2 separate regions of the Homo sapiens genome follow, and region 1 is linked to region 2. The links are chromatin contacts, found by Hi-C or POLR2A ChIA-PET in ENCODE. All regions are on one chromosome and are shown on one strand. Each heading gives the region's core, a stretch centred on a gene start or an enhancer-like site at or near the end of the contact. The rest is flanking DNA. Distances are from core to core; before and after follow the strand shown. Region 1 overlaps RORA (RAR related orphan receptor A). Region 2 holds the start of RORA (RAR related orphan receptor A).

Evidence for each region. A loop is a pair of places that touch in the nucleus more often than their neighbours do. ChIA-PET counts read pairs that join two places held with the same protein, here RNA polymerase II (POLR2A). Pooled maps may share reads with other maps.
Region 1: a loop to region 2 is called in a map of sigmoid colon, with 2.1 times the contacts of the local background. The contact joins the enhancer-like site here to the promoter of RORA in region 2. A Hi-C loop is called at or near these places in 1 of 168 maps with a recorded cell type or tissue (sigmoid colon) and 1 of 50 pooled maps. POLR2A ChIA-PET finds 5 or more read pairs at or near these places in 1 of 52 experiments (activated naive CD4-positive, alpha-beta T cell).

What each region holds. Positions count from the first base shown.
Region 1 is chr15:61,048,620-61,054,997 of GRCh38, reverse strand. The region is part of intron 1 of RORA (RAR related orphan receptor A); the gene reads left to right. All of the region lies in intron 1 of LOC107984805 (a long non-coding RNA gene), which reads left to right. Among named protein-coding and RNA genes, the nearest start is that of RORA, 180 kb to the left of the region's middle. RefSeq lists a silencer at 4,875-5,034. Within about 2 kb of position 3,382, at least 2 of the 41 ENCODE cell types and tissues checked have a DNase peak (open chromatin) inside an H3K27ac peak, as active enhancers do.
Region 2 is chr15:61,225,984-61,231,612 of GRCh38, reverse strand. It overlaps RORA (RAR related orphan receptor A), which reads left to right and starts at 2,311. Exons shown (of 11, transcript NM_134261.3): 1 at 2,311-2,560. The coding sequence starts at 2,395.

The DNA of each region.
Region 1 (6,378 bases), core at 2,133-4,632, 180 kb after region 2:
AGACGTGGTGGTGTGCACCTGTAGTCCCAGCTATTCAGGAAGCTGAGGTGGGAGGATTGATTGAGCTCAGGAGGTGGAAGCTACACGGAGCCGTGATCTCACCCCTGCACTCCAGCCTGGGCAACAGAGTGAGACGCTGCCTCACTGCTCCCCCACCAAAAAAAAAAAAAACAAAAAACAAAAAACAAAAAAAAACTGTTTTAAATGCATGATGAAAGTTAAAGGGAGAGTCAACCATTGTTTGATTAGTACAGCCCAAAGAATTTGGCCATTTACAAACAGTGCCTTGTCTCGTAGTGTCATTTACCTATATTATTCATATACCACCAGCACCTCAAAAGTAATTAGAGTATCTAAAATAATATACTAGTGATAGGAAATAAATGTAAAAATCCTCATTGAAGGGACCTTATTAGATGCTAATTATTGCTTGGAGCCTAAATCAAAAGGCCTGATGTTTCTTGTGCCTCAGTGAGGATGAGAAATCCAGGGGCTTTGGGTTCCAATCCTGTTGCTATGCCCCTAGCCCTACTGTCTTAATTATTCCTGCTGTCCTCTGATTTCCTCCTCTCTAAGGGAAGTCACAGTATCATTTGAGACATTTAAGAAGAAGAGTATAGCTGTGCTAACTAATGAAGATTAATTCTGTTGCATCTATGGGAGAACATTTTTTTTTTTTTTCAGAAAATGAAAGTTCTTTTCAAATGTTTAGTTTCCCATCTTATTCTTTCTGTTCCTCACATTACCATACGTTTCCTCTTGTGTTCAGGAAAAACTACATACATGTAAAAGCAACAATTAAGTATGAAGATGCTGGCCAAAGTGATCCTTAAACATTTCCATTTATTCGTCATCATCCTTTAATTTTATTTTCCTTCATGCTCAATCCAAGTGGATTTGCTTGAAACAAACTACAGTTTTCCAAGTCACACCTACCACCCAGCAGCTTTGGGATAAAAATGTAATGTAGTCTATTTTACTTTGAAAGGATTCCTTTATTTACTTTGAAAGGATTCCTTTTTCAAGAAATAGCTTTGGAGAAAACAAACAAAGAAAATAACCAAAATAAACTGTCCCTAACTCCTTTTCCTTGAGTATTGAATTTTCTGAAGGAAACCCTCCCTGAAGAATGTTTATATATATATATATCATGAAGTCTAAACACTCTTCATGCTGTGTAGATTCTTAACGGAGCACATTTGTTTGAACCTATGCCCAACGTTAACACTACTTGATATCTGGCTACAAAAATACCCATCAGCTGTGTCGTCTCCCTGTAGCCCCTTGAAAAGGGAGAAGCAAGAATTTGTTTTCTTGAGGCATTCTCAAAGACCGCATACCCAGGCTTTGTTGCTGGGATTCTACCTCTTTCTCCTGGTCTTTGCTCTTCCCTGGACACCAGATCCAGATCCAGATCCAGGTCCAGGAGGGACCAGGAAATCAGGAGGGTCATCCTGGCATCTGCCCATTTGTAGCTGATCAGAGCCTTCATGGCAGCCATGGAAATCATCGTGAAACTGTATTCACAACCCCGTGCCTTCTCGCTGAGCTTTCTCTGCTGCCCAAGGGGTTACCTGTGTGAGGCCTAATTACATCTGGACAGGCAGGCGGCAGAGACAACCCAGGGCCTTTGTCCTTTTTGTCAGTGTGAGTCAGTAGGCTACCATGGAGTCTCCCGGGAAGGGGGTGGGTGTTGGGGGGCAAAAGCCTGATTTTTGTGTTCAAAAAAAAAAATGTTTTTGCAGCTGACAGCTGTATGCAAACAGTAACAGTACATTACAATGAACACCTTAAAATATGAGGAATCAAGACTGTTGACTTTGGGTGAAAAGCGAGTGATTCAGGACCAAGTGATTGAGTAGCTCCGATCAGGTCTGGTTTTATCTCTTCCTGATAACACAGCATTGGTTGTTACAGGGACAAAAGCAGGAGTGATGTATTTGGCTAAATCTTTAATCAATAAAATAGATTAAGGATCATGAATATGGAGTTTTCTTTTCCCCTTAGGATACTTTACTTATACTGTGCTACAATTTAGTCCCAAAGCACTTTCAGTGAATTAGGAAAAGCTGTCACTTCCTTAATCTTGTACCGGCGAACAGCTAGGTCAGCGAGGTACAGGCTGGACACTTTTGTGCAGGGTACATCCAAGCCAACTGTACGTGGCATGCTGCTGAAGTTTTCATCTTCGCGTCTTTCTTCCCTGTTGGTCTCTTTGTACCTCTTTTCTGCTTTTGTCTTATTGATGAACTGTATAATACCAATCAAGAGTGCATGGAAATATACTATTACTTACAGTAGAAACAGTCAGTGAGGGAACCAACTACTCAGTCTCAAAATGCGCTCTCAGAATATCTGGAATGTTTCCCACAGAATTGGTGATGTGTAGAAACAGGCTGTCTTTGATCTGGTAAAGCAAATCCATTTTCAGAAGCTACAATCTGATAAATATCATTCATCCTCCATTTCTCTCCTGGAGTGATGTTTTCCTTTCTTACGGAAAACACATAGCCATAGCTTACTTGTATCAGCATCGTACGATACTAGAACCACTACGCGAAAGCAGTGTCAGTGGCACCACTGGAGTTAACTGTAATTCAAAGGAGCAAAAGCATTACGTATGAGGCTTTCCCATCCTGACTTCTAGAATTCTAGCTTTCCAGTGGACCTCTTGCAAGGAATCTGAAATAGAGAAAGAAACAAAAATATGTAGTATAATTTCACCAGAGTTTTTCCTCAACCTTAATAAGGCTTAAAAGGCCTTTCCCTCCACTGCTGTGTTTGGGAGTGGAGGAGAGTTCCTATTAAATGAAAACACTGATCATTCTCTGTGTGCATAAGCTGCACCCACATAACACTAATGGTTAGCACCTTTAACTCTTGCACTCTGGGATGTAGGACAGATCCTCACCAGGCATCCTCTGTCTTTTCTGTTTCTGACTGCAGACGATAGCATTTCTATTTAGTTTAGAAAGCAGCAGGTGCTGTGTGCATAAGACTTCCAGGCTGCACAAGAAAGCAAGCAGGTTATTGCAGCCACAATAGGATGTAAGAGGAGGTGCACCCTCCCTTTCTGCTGAAAGGCAGAAATGGAGGAGGGGAAGTGTCTGTTGTATGTTCCTTGGTAATTCGTGCTGCAGAGTTGGACTGCTCCCTCTTAGCTTGAAGACACTCATGTCCCCTGAGGCTCACGGGAATGGTCAGTGAGGCCACAAGAAATGTTTTGAAGCCCAGGCGGAGACTTCAGATTCCTTTGCATGTAGAAGTGTTGGCCAAAAATAGCAAATACCAGTCCTTTCCGAAGCCTCTCCCACTCTCTGGGATGCAGACAGTACAGGCAAGCATCACTAGGTGGCACAGCTGTCCTGGTGTCTTACTCTCATGGAGCCACACTTAAAACTGCTGTGGGATGCTTTGATGAAATACCCGATAGGATTCCTGTCCAGAAGGTGCCAATACAGAGCATTCAGGTCAAGTGGAGGATTCTTTTCGCAGGGGATCACTGGATTGACTCTAGGAGAAAGAGAAGCTATGCATGCCGCAAACACCTGCACACCACCATTCATCCTGCCCAGGCTGCTGCTGAGTGGAGCTCAGGCTTGCAAGTTTGTGGATCAGTGTGCCCCACAAAGCGTGCTTATCTCTGCCTCACCCCCTAGGGGGAGTGGGGATAGGGGTAGTGGAAAGTAGGTAGCCAGCCCCTACTTTCTGCTGTTCCCACTCCAAAATGTACATATTTGTCAAAACCTTCCAGATTCCTTCTGAGTGGAGGATGTGGCAGTATCACCTTCTGTCTACCCTGAGTGCCTCACTCCCCTCTTCCTTCTGCCATCCTTCCACACCCTGCTCAGATGCAGCCTTCTGAAGATCAGTCCAGCCCACGATACCCTCCCTGCCACCTGAGGTGCCATAGCATTACGTTGTGTGGTTGTTGAGTCAGCAAACATGGGCTGTGTGTCAGAGCCTAGAGAGCACTACCCTCTCCACTACTTCTGTCACCTCTGGGGAAATGCAGAGGATATATGCTGCCCCTAAGCAGCAGCCACTATAACGTGGTGGTTAGCTGACCAACAGACTTGTTTTGGCTCTTGTTCACCACCTACTAGGTATGTGCTTTATTTTAATAAGTTAGTCAACCTAAGACTTGGTTTCCTCACCCATAAACTGGGATAATAATAGTACCTATTCATTATGATAAGAATTAAAGAGCAATCCTTCATGGAAAGCAACTGGGATGGTGCCTGGCACATAGTAAGTGCTCAATAAAGCAGGTCTTACTCTTATCGCAGGAGAAGGTATCACAGCCAAGACCAACCCCTGACTCTTGTGACTCTGCGCCCTGTGTATGTTTTACTCTTACACATGCTTGCATTCTTTCTACTATGCCATATTGCCTCCTCTTAGTGTTTAGAACATCTCTTGCCCCCCAGTTGTTTGTGCCTTGAGTTCTCTTTTTCACAAACTAGCTTGGGAGCTCCCTGAAGACAGAGACCATATAGAATTACACAGTGTCCTTCTACTTTATTGTCACGATGCTTTAAGAGAGTTATTGACTGTAATTATTAAATTCTAACCATGGAAAACTTCTCAATGTTGACTTTAAAAATTGTTTGAAATTTTTTAGAATTATTGATATCATGAGTGAAGTAGGTTCCCAAACTATATTTCAGAGGACAAAGTTTGTACACGTTTTCCGTAAAGGGCCAAAGAGTAAATATTTTAGACTTTGTGAGCCACGGGTGCGTGTCTCATGACTCATCGCTGCGGCTGCAGTGTGAAAGCAGCCATGGACGGCATGTACACAAATGAGGTTGGCTGTGGGCAGTGAAAATTTACGAAAACAAGCAGTGGCCAGATCAGACCACATGGGCAGTAGTTTTCTGACCCCTGCTCTAGGAGGTGATAAAAAGTGTTCAGGGAAATGGGTTCTGTGGTCATATCAAACGTGTTGGCTATATATTGATTTGAGTCATCTCACTGCACAGCACTCATTACCATATTAAAAGCCTCTGAGAAGTCCTGCAGTTAAGAAGTACTTGGGCCGAGTGCCGTGGCTCACACCTGTAATCCCAGCACTTTGGGAGGCTGAGGCAGGCAGATCACTAGGTCAGGAGTTCGAGACCATTCTGGCTAACACAGTGAAACCTCGTTTCTACTAAAAATATGAAAAATTAGCCGGGTGTGGTGGTGTGCGCCTATAATCCCAGCGACTCAGGAGGCTGAGGCAGGAGAATCACTTGAACCCGGGAGGCGGAGGTTGCAGTGAGCTGAGATCATGCCATTGCACTCCAGCCTAGGCGACAGAGGGAGACTCCATCTCAGAAAGAAAAAAAGAAAAAAGAAAGAAAGAAGTACCTGTAGCTTTGTCTGACCTATAGTTTCCCCACTTCCGTAAGTGTGGAATATATTGTCCATAGCCTATCAGTGCGTTAACATCCTGCAGACTGGTACTCCTCATGCTACCAGTTAGAAATGCTGGATTTTTTTATGTTGACTCACAAAAGTCCACCTACTGTATTTTTTATGGTAGCATCTTTGCATTTATAGTATTATTATTTTCGTTTGAGGACATGGACTTGTATGATCACTGAATTCTGCAACTTTGTGTTTGTCCACCGAAAGAATTTGGCACCTCATCAGAAACGAGCCTCATGCATTAAATCCAAATGGGAGGATGTTAGACGGGGGGATATCACCATGCTCATCTCTGTGCTGAGCTCCAACGTAAGTGGGAGTTCTGAGAAGCCGTGTGGTTTAATACATCTGTCTCCTTGGCTGCTGTGCCAGCTTTTCATGACAGTGCTTTTCATCATCTGAAACATGTAATTGCTTTTGACGACAACAAGAGAATTGTGGCAGGAGAACTCTCCGCAGTTTCCGAAAACACTGAGCCTCCAGCATTTCAGGTCCAGTCAACTTCAGCAGATGTGGTGTTGGGACACGAGGGTGTTCAGATGTGTGGGGGTGTCCAAGGGGGAATGATTCAGAGCCACTGCCTCAGTTTTTAAAGTAAGGATTCGTGGATAGTCTTTGTCCCCAGTACAAAGGCATAGCGGAAAACCAAAGTGGAAGATGGTGTGGAGGAAGAGGTTCAAAGGTGATTTTGTTTTTTGCATCAGGATGATCCTTGACTGTGTCTGAGGCCAAAAGTAAGTCTTGACTCCCATGAAACTCCAGGAAATGGCCGGCACTTGAAGAGCCGTAAAGAAGCAGCCCAGACCTCACTCTCCTGCCAGCCCCTACTTAAAACCACCCCTTAGGCTTCCCACACAGATGAGAATTGTTCAGGGGGACTCTATGGGTCCTGTTGGACTCGACGTCAAAGTGTCCTGAGTCCTGAGCTTATGACATTTCTACAACTGCACACAGCAGCAGATA
Region 2 (5,629 bases), core at 1,062-3,561:
CAAGGAATGTATCTAACTCACTTTTATTTTTTCCCTTGGGGAAAGCACTTGAGTTCCCAATTGTTTTAAATTGCAGAAGCAGTAATTGTCTTAGAGAGTTAGGAGAAATGGCTTTTTGGAGCTGCGATCTTTTTCTGAAGGGAATATAGAGTCTATTTTAATTGATTCAGGTCATTATGACTATTTTCTAGATGGTCTTTTCAGGGTGACTAAACATCACCTTAGTTAAAGGAGAACAGTAAGAAACTCATTAAAGGTCCAAGGGGAACAGACTTAATAAAAAATGTTAACAAGTTGCTACTGGTACCTAAAAGGAAACCAGGGATACTTTTTAAGTCACTTGCGTCCCAGATAGAATTACTGGTGAAATTTAATGTGACGAGTATTTTTTAAAGTATTCTAAAATAAACATGAGGCAGCCAATGTATTCTGAGATGCTCACTGTCCCAGAGGAAGTTGTTTCTTAAACTGTACACTTTGATATATTTGTTTCCTTAGAAAAGTCAAGTGTAACAAGCTAGGTCAATTGCATCAAGAACATTACTAACAGGCTAACCAATGGTAAATGTTGTGAAGGCTACTCTGGAAATCTGTGCTTTCACGTATGGGGAAACCCACACGTCTGATTTGGGATGGAGGAGACAATTGTGCATTGTTTGTAGGCGCCAACAGACAGGCTAAAGCCAGGGATCCTTGCAGAGACAGGATTAAGGTATCAGGACTGTTCACATCTCATTTACATCACCCCGAAGAGTGGACCACAGGTTTTGCTGATTAGTACACAGACTATGGCAAAGGGCATTGTGTATTTGAAATAAGATCAAGATCAGTAACAGTAACAGAAACTATGTGTGAAATTTGGCATATGGCGGTTCCTCTGAAGGATTAGCTAACTGGGTTTCCCGCACTTACTATTTTTTAAAGCATTTTTCCAAACCAGGAAGTTAGCAAAAGAAAAATGTCCCCCAATTCCCTCCGCCTACCCCACGTTCTGAAGCACATATATTTATGCCACCTTCTGGCCTCTAATAATATTATTTATTGTCAAAATTTTGGATCCTTTTGAAAGGAAGGTGGGGCGTATTTCCACAGTGTCTTCGCAGGCAAAAGAAAGTGGTAGATTGAGTATGAAGGCAGACAAATCAGGCTACTACCATTGGAGTATTTTCCATTCTTTCAATTTGTATTGTTCCTTCATCTTGGAGTTTGCAGTCAAGGTAACGATGATGCAATTATCTGCTTTCCTGGAGTTTTAGGTACCTACTAGGGGATGAATGTATTTCAATGGGAGGAGGGTGTAGAATGATGCCTATAATAATACGAATTATTAGGAGCTGTTAATTATCTGAATGTTATCCGGGCATTAGTAATGCCTCTCCAGTATATCTACCTTTTATGGATGAGACTGTACATTTAATAGGAAAAGTACCAGTGGGAATTGACAATTAGCAGCCACGCTTGAGCTAGATGCAGCGTGGCATGTTTTATCCAGCTTAGATAGTTGTCGACCAAACAGGCCAAAGTTTTCTTCAGTAGAAAATGCCCTGCCAAATGGTTTCTGGATCCTTCGCGGACAAACAGCAAAGGAGCTGAAAGCGACCTCTTTCAACCATGCCAGAAACTGTCCATGGCGCTTCTAGATTCACAAAATCTGTTTTAGACACAGATGTCTTTAACCAAGATTGGAAACCCACTGGCCGTCCCATCCCAAAGTAAAAAGTGCCACGTCCTCCCATCCTCCGCCTTCCTTGGGATGTCAGCCCCGTTCTAATTCCTTTTTAGTTTCTCCTCAGCCCTCGGCAGGGCTGGCAGGGGGCTACCTGCGATTTCCCAACGTGGACGTGGACAATCGGATTTGTCTCTACCCAAGCTGGCAGCGGATGGGGACGAGTTCTGTTCCCGAGAGAGTCTCAGAAGTAGGCACGGAATCATCTCACCGATTTTAATTTCTGTCCCTGGGCTGGGGAGAGGGGAGGATTGGGGCGCGGGAGGCTCTGTTCTCCTCCTCCCCTCTTTTCCCCACCTCCCAAAATTGGCAGCCAGTCTGTGGCTCTCGGTCTGGGGTCTGGAGGGTGGGGAATGTGGGTGTGGGGGCCGGCTGGAGAAGCTCTCGCTAGCGCTGCCTGTGGCCAGACCCGCCTCTTGTCCCCTTTCGGGCGCACACACACGTCCACCCAGACACTCCGCGCGCTCCCTCGCGCTTTTGCTTGCCCGCCCGCCGCCGCCTGCTTTTTCCCTCCTGCTTTCGCCGGTCGCCTTCTCCTTCTTTTTTTTTTTTTTTTTTTTTTTTTTTTTTTTTTTTTTTTTTTGGTACCATAGAGTTGCTCTGAAAACAGAAGATAGAGGGAGTCTCGGAGCTCGCCATCTCCAGCGATCTCTACATTGGGAAAAAACATGGAGTCAGCTCCGGCAGCCCCCGACCCCGCCGCCAGCGAGCCAGGCAGCAGCGGCGCGGACGCGGCCGCCGGCTCCAGGGAGACCCCGCTGAACCAGGAATCCGCCCGCAAGAGCGAGCCGCCTGCCCCGGTGCGCAGACAGAGCTATTCCAGCACCAGCAGAGGTAGGAGGCTGGAGAGGGGCTGGGGAGGGGGCGGCGGGAGCCCGGGCGCGGAGCGGGGGGCGGCCGGGAGCGGGCGCCCGGGGCGCGGGGTCCGGCGGCCGCGCGCGAGCCTGCGGCGGCGCCCCGAGCCCGGAGGACCCCCCTCCCCTCCCCCCTCCGCCCCCCAGAAATGTTGCAAACTTTTGCAGCCCGTTCTCGGCTTGCGGGAGCAGAGTGGGGCGGGGGAGGCGGCGGGAAGGTTGACAGCCGGCGGGCTCACCCCCCTGGCTTTGATTTTTCTGCAAACACTGGAGGAAAGCTGCGTTGCCTCAATTAAATACGCTCCCCCAAAATACGGAGATGCGGGGAGTGGGGGCCCGGGAAAGAAACTTTTAAAGCGGCAGTGTCCTTTTAAGAAGGGGCAAAAAAATCTGTTTATGGCCACCCTCCTTCCGCTTTACCTTTTCTCCTCTTGACAGTTTCGGCCCTGGCTGCCCGAGTCGGGGGTGTGTTTTCGGTCCCTCTCAGATCTGGGCGGGGGGCGGGAGGAGTGAGCGACCTGGGAAGTCCCGGGGGTGGAGAGGGGGCGCTCCGGGGTCTGGGGGCGACGTGGACACCTTCTTTGGAGCACGGCGGTGCGTTTGGGATTTGAAGGAAGGGCCGAAGGAAGCGGGGTGCGGGCGGGCGAGCTGTTCGCCAAGTTGTCTGGCGGGCGCGGCGAGGGGAGATGCGCAAGTTTGCAGACCGGGGGTTCGGAGCCCGGCGCCCAGGCTGGCGGGGGGCGTGTGCGCGCCAACGCGCAGAGGGCGGCGGTCCTGTGGGGCGCTCCACGCGCATCCGGAGGGAGCGTCTACAAAAGCAAGCACCGAAACTTATTTCTGCTCTGGGAATCCTTCCCTCTCGGAGGTTCCAAGCATTTCTGCAGGAACCTGGGGATGGTCAGTGCAAGTTGTATGCTGGTTGGATAGTGCAAGCAATGTTTTCTCCTCCCCTGGCGATTTTTACTCTTCATTTTGGTGTTTGGTCTGTGTCTGCGTGTGTTGGGGGGGATGGGGGGGACTCAGTTGCTCCCTCCTTTCCTAAAGTGAGCTGTTGAGGAAAGCTCACTCTTTCTTGAAGGTATTGGAACCTGATGTGTGTTTTTCTCGAGAGTGGGGGATTATTTATTTGAATGCGCCTGGAGTTTGCAAAGAACAGGAGGAAGCTACAGCTTTAATTACTGTTGTAAATAATGTATAAATCGCGCCTGTCACTCCGGAGGAAGCGTGCTCGCGCGAGCCGCCTGGAGCTGGGGACGGAGAGGATTTCTCCAGCCCCGGCTTGGGTACCGGCCCAGCGCGCCCCCTCCTCTTGCACTCGGCTTCTGGCGGCGGTTGGGGAGGGCTGGGTAGAGGCGAATGGGGGCCCCAGGAACTGCTCCCTTCCTCTCGATGTTGTAGTTGGAGGTAGGAATATGGCTGATCATGTGCTGGCTGTTTTACAGTATCCCCCCCCCCACCTTAGCCACACCCCCTGTCCAGGCGCTTTCCCATTCACGGAATTCGAGTACAGTAAAAGCCATCAGGATGACACACGCGAAAAACATTTAATTAAAGGCGATTTCCAAAGGGTGACCGCGGCGAACCGCGGTTTCAGCGGGAGGGGGGCGGCGAGGGCTGGGACAAAAGGGAAGGGGATGAGGGCTGGGGGCCTGGACCTGCCGCTAGCTCGGTGAGTTTGTGTGCGGGGAGCTTTTGGCTGCAAAGAGTATATTTAGACCCTGAGACGGTGGATTTGGAATGCGAGCGGGTTATGTAACAGGGTTAATCAGAAACACTGGAGAAAATCCCCTTCATGTGTTTCTGGGGCTTTTTTTTTTTTTTTGGAATGGGGGGGACATAGTATTTAGGAAGCTGCACTAATTTTTGGTTTGTGCTGCCACCTTTCTCCTTCTTGACCCCCCCACACCCTGTGTTATTAACATCTTCAGGTGTCATTCTTGCCAGAAGGTGTTCTTGCAAGCGATCAGGGTGGCAGGCTGCAGAGCCGACTAGCAAATCCGTAACTTGCTGTTCTTGCAAATTATGTAACGCCGGAGCATTCAGTGCCACCAGCCCCCTTAGGCTCAGCAAAAAGGGGAGAGGGGCATAGTAGGAGTGGGATACATCTTGCACAGCTGACCTGCTGACCCATATCCCCTTCCCCCCACCCTCTGCCCCCACCCCAACTCATTCTTTGAACCAGCCCCTGTCTGTCCCTCCTGGAAGATTTAATGGGAGGGGGGTGGTAAGGCCCAAACACTCAACTCACATCCTGCACGCAGGCACTAGGTTATATAACAGTCTGAATGGAAAAAGGAAGGTCAGAGATGGAGGCATCCTTTAGCTAACACAGCAGTAGTAATAGCTTCCAGAAATTATGTGCATTTGCAGACTTTAACCTCAGATGTAGCATCTGCTCCTCAGGGGTACCAATCTTTATGTGTGTGAGCTAGGGAGAAAAAGAGAGAATGTGTAAGTATGCCTGGTAGTTGAGAGTGATTTGAAAATGGGAAATGTTTGGGTTTTCAGATGATGTAATGGAGTTGGCAGAATATGCAAGCCGGCTCCCAGAGTGTAAGCAGTAAGAAAATTGGAGCTGGCATCCAGTATTAATGTTGCATAAATTACAATATCGGAAAGAAATTAACCTACACACTAGGTGATTATGCCTTTTAAATACTTAAAACATAAAGGCACACAACTAGAAAGGAAAAGCAAACATCATCACCTTATGATTAGCATTTTCAACCTCCAGGAGGGTGGAGTGGAGTTCTTGGCATTGGGTGAAATGGGAAGCTTTCTGATTTGGGAGATACTTTCCAAAGGGTAGCAGGTTTAGCTTCTACCCAGTCAGTGTTTGAAGTCCACAGAAATTGTGGTCTGAATTCTCATGACATTGCAGTGACCTCATGAGACATTACCTAGGTAGACTTGAGGCTACTGTTGAATTCCTCCCTCTTGGGAATCCAAGTGTGGATGCACTGTGTACCTTTATTGCCTGAGCTTACAAAATCAGGTGTGTGACTTTATAATCTGAAAGACGACCTTCCCCTGTCCATAAAACTGCTGG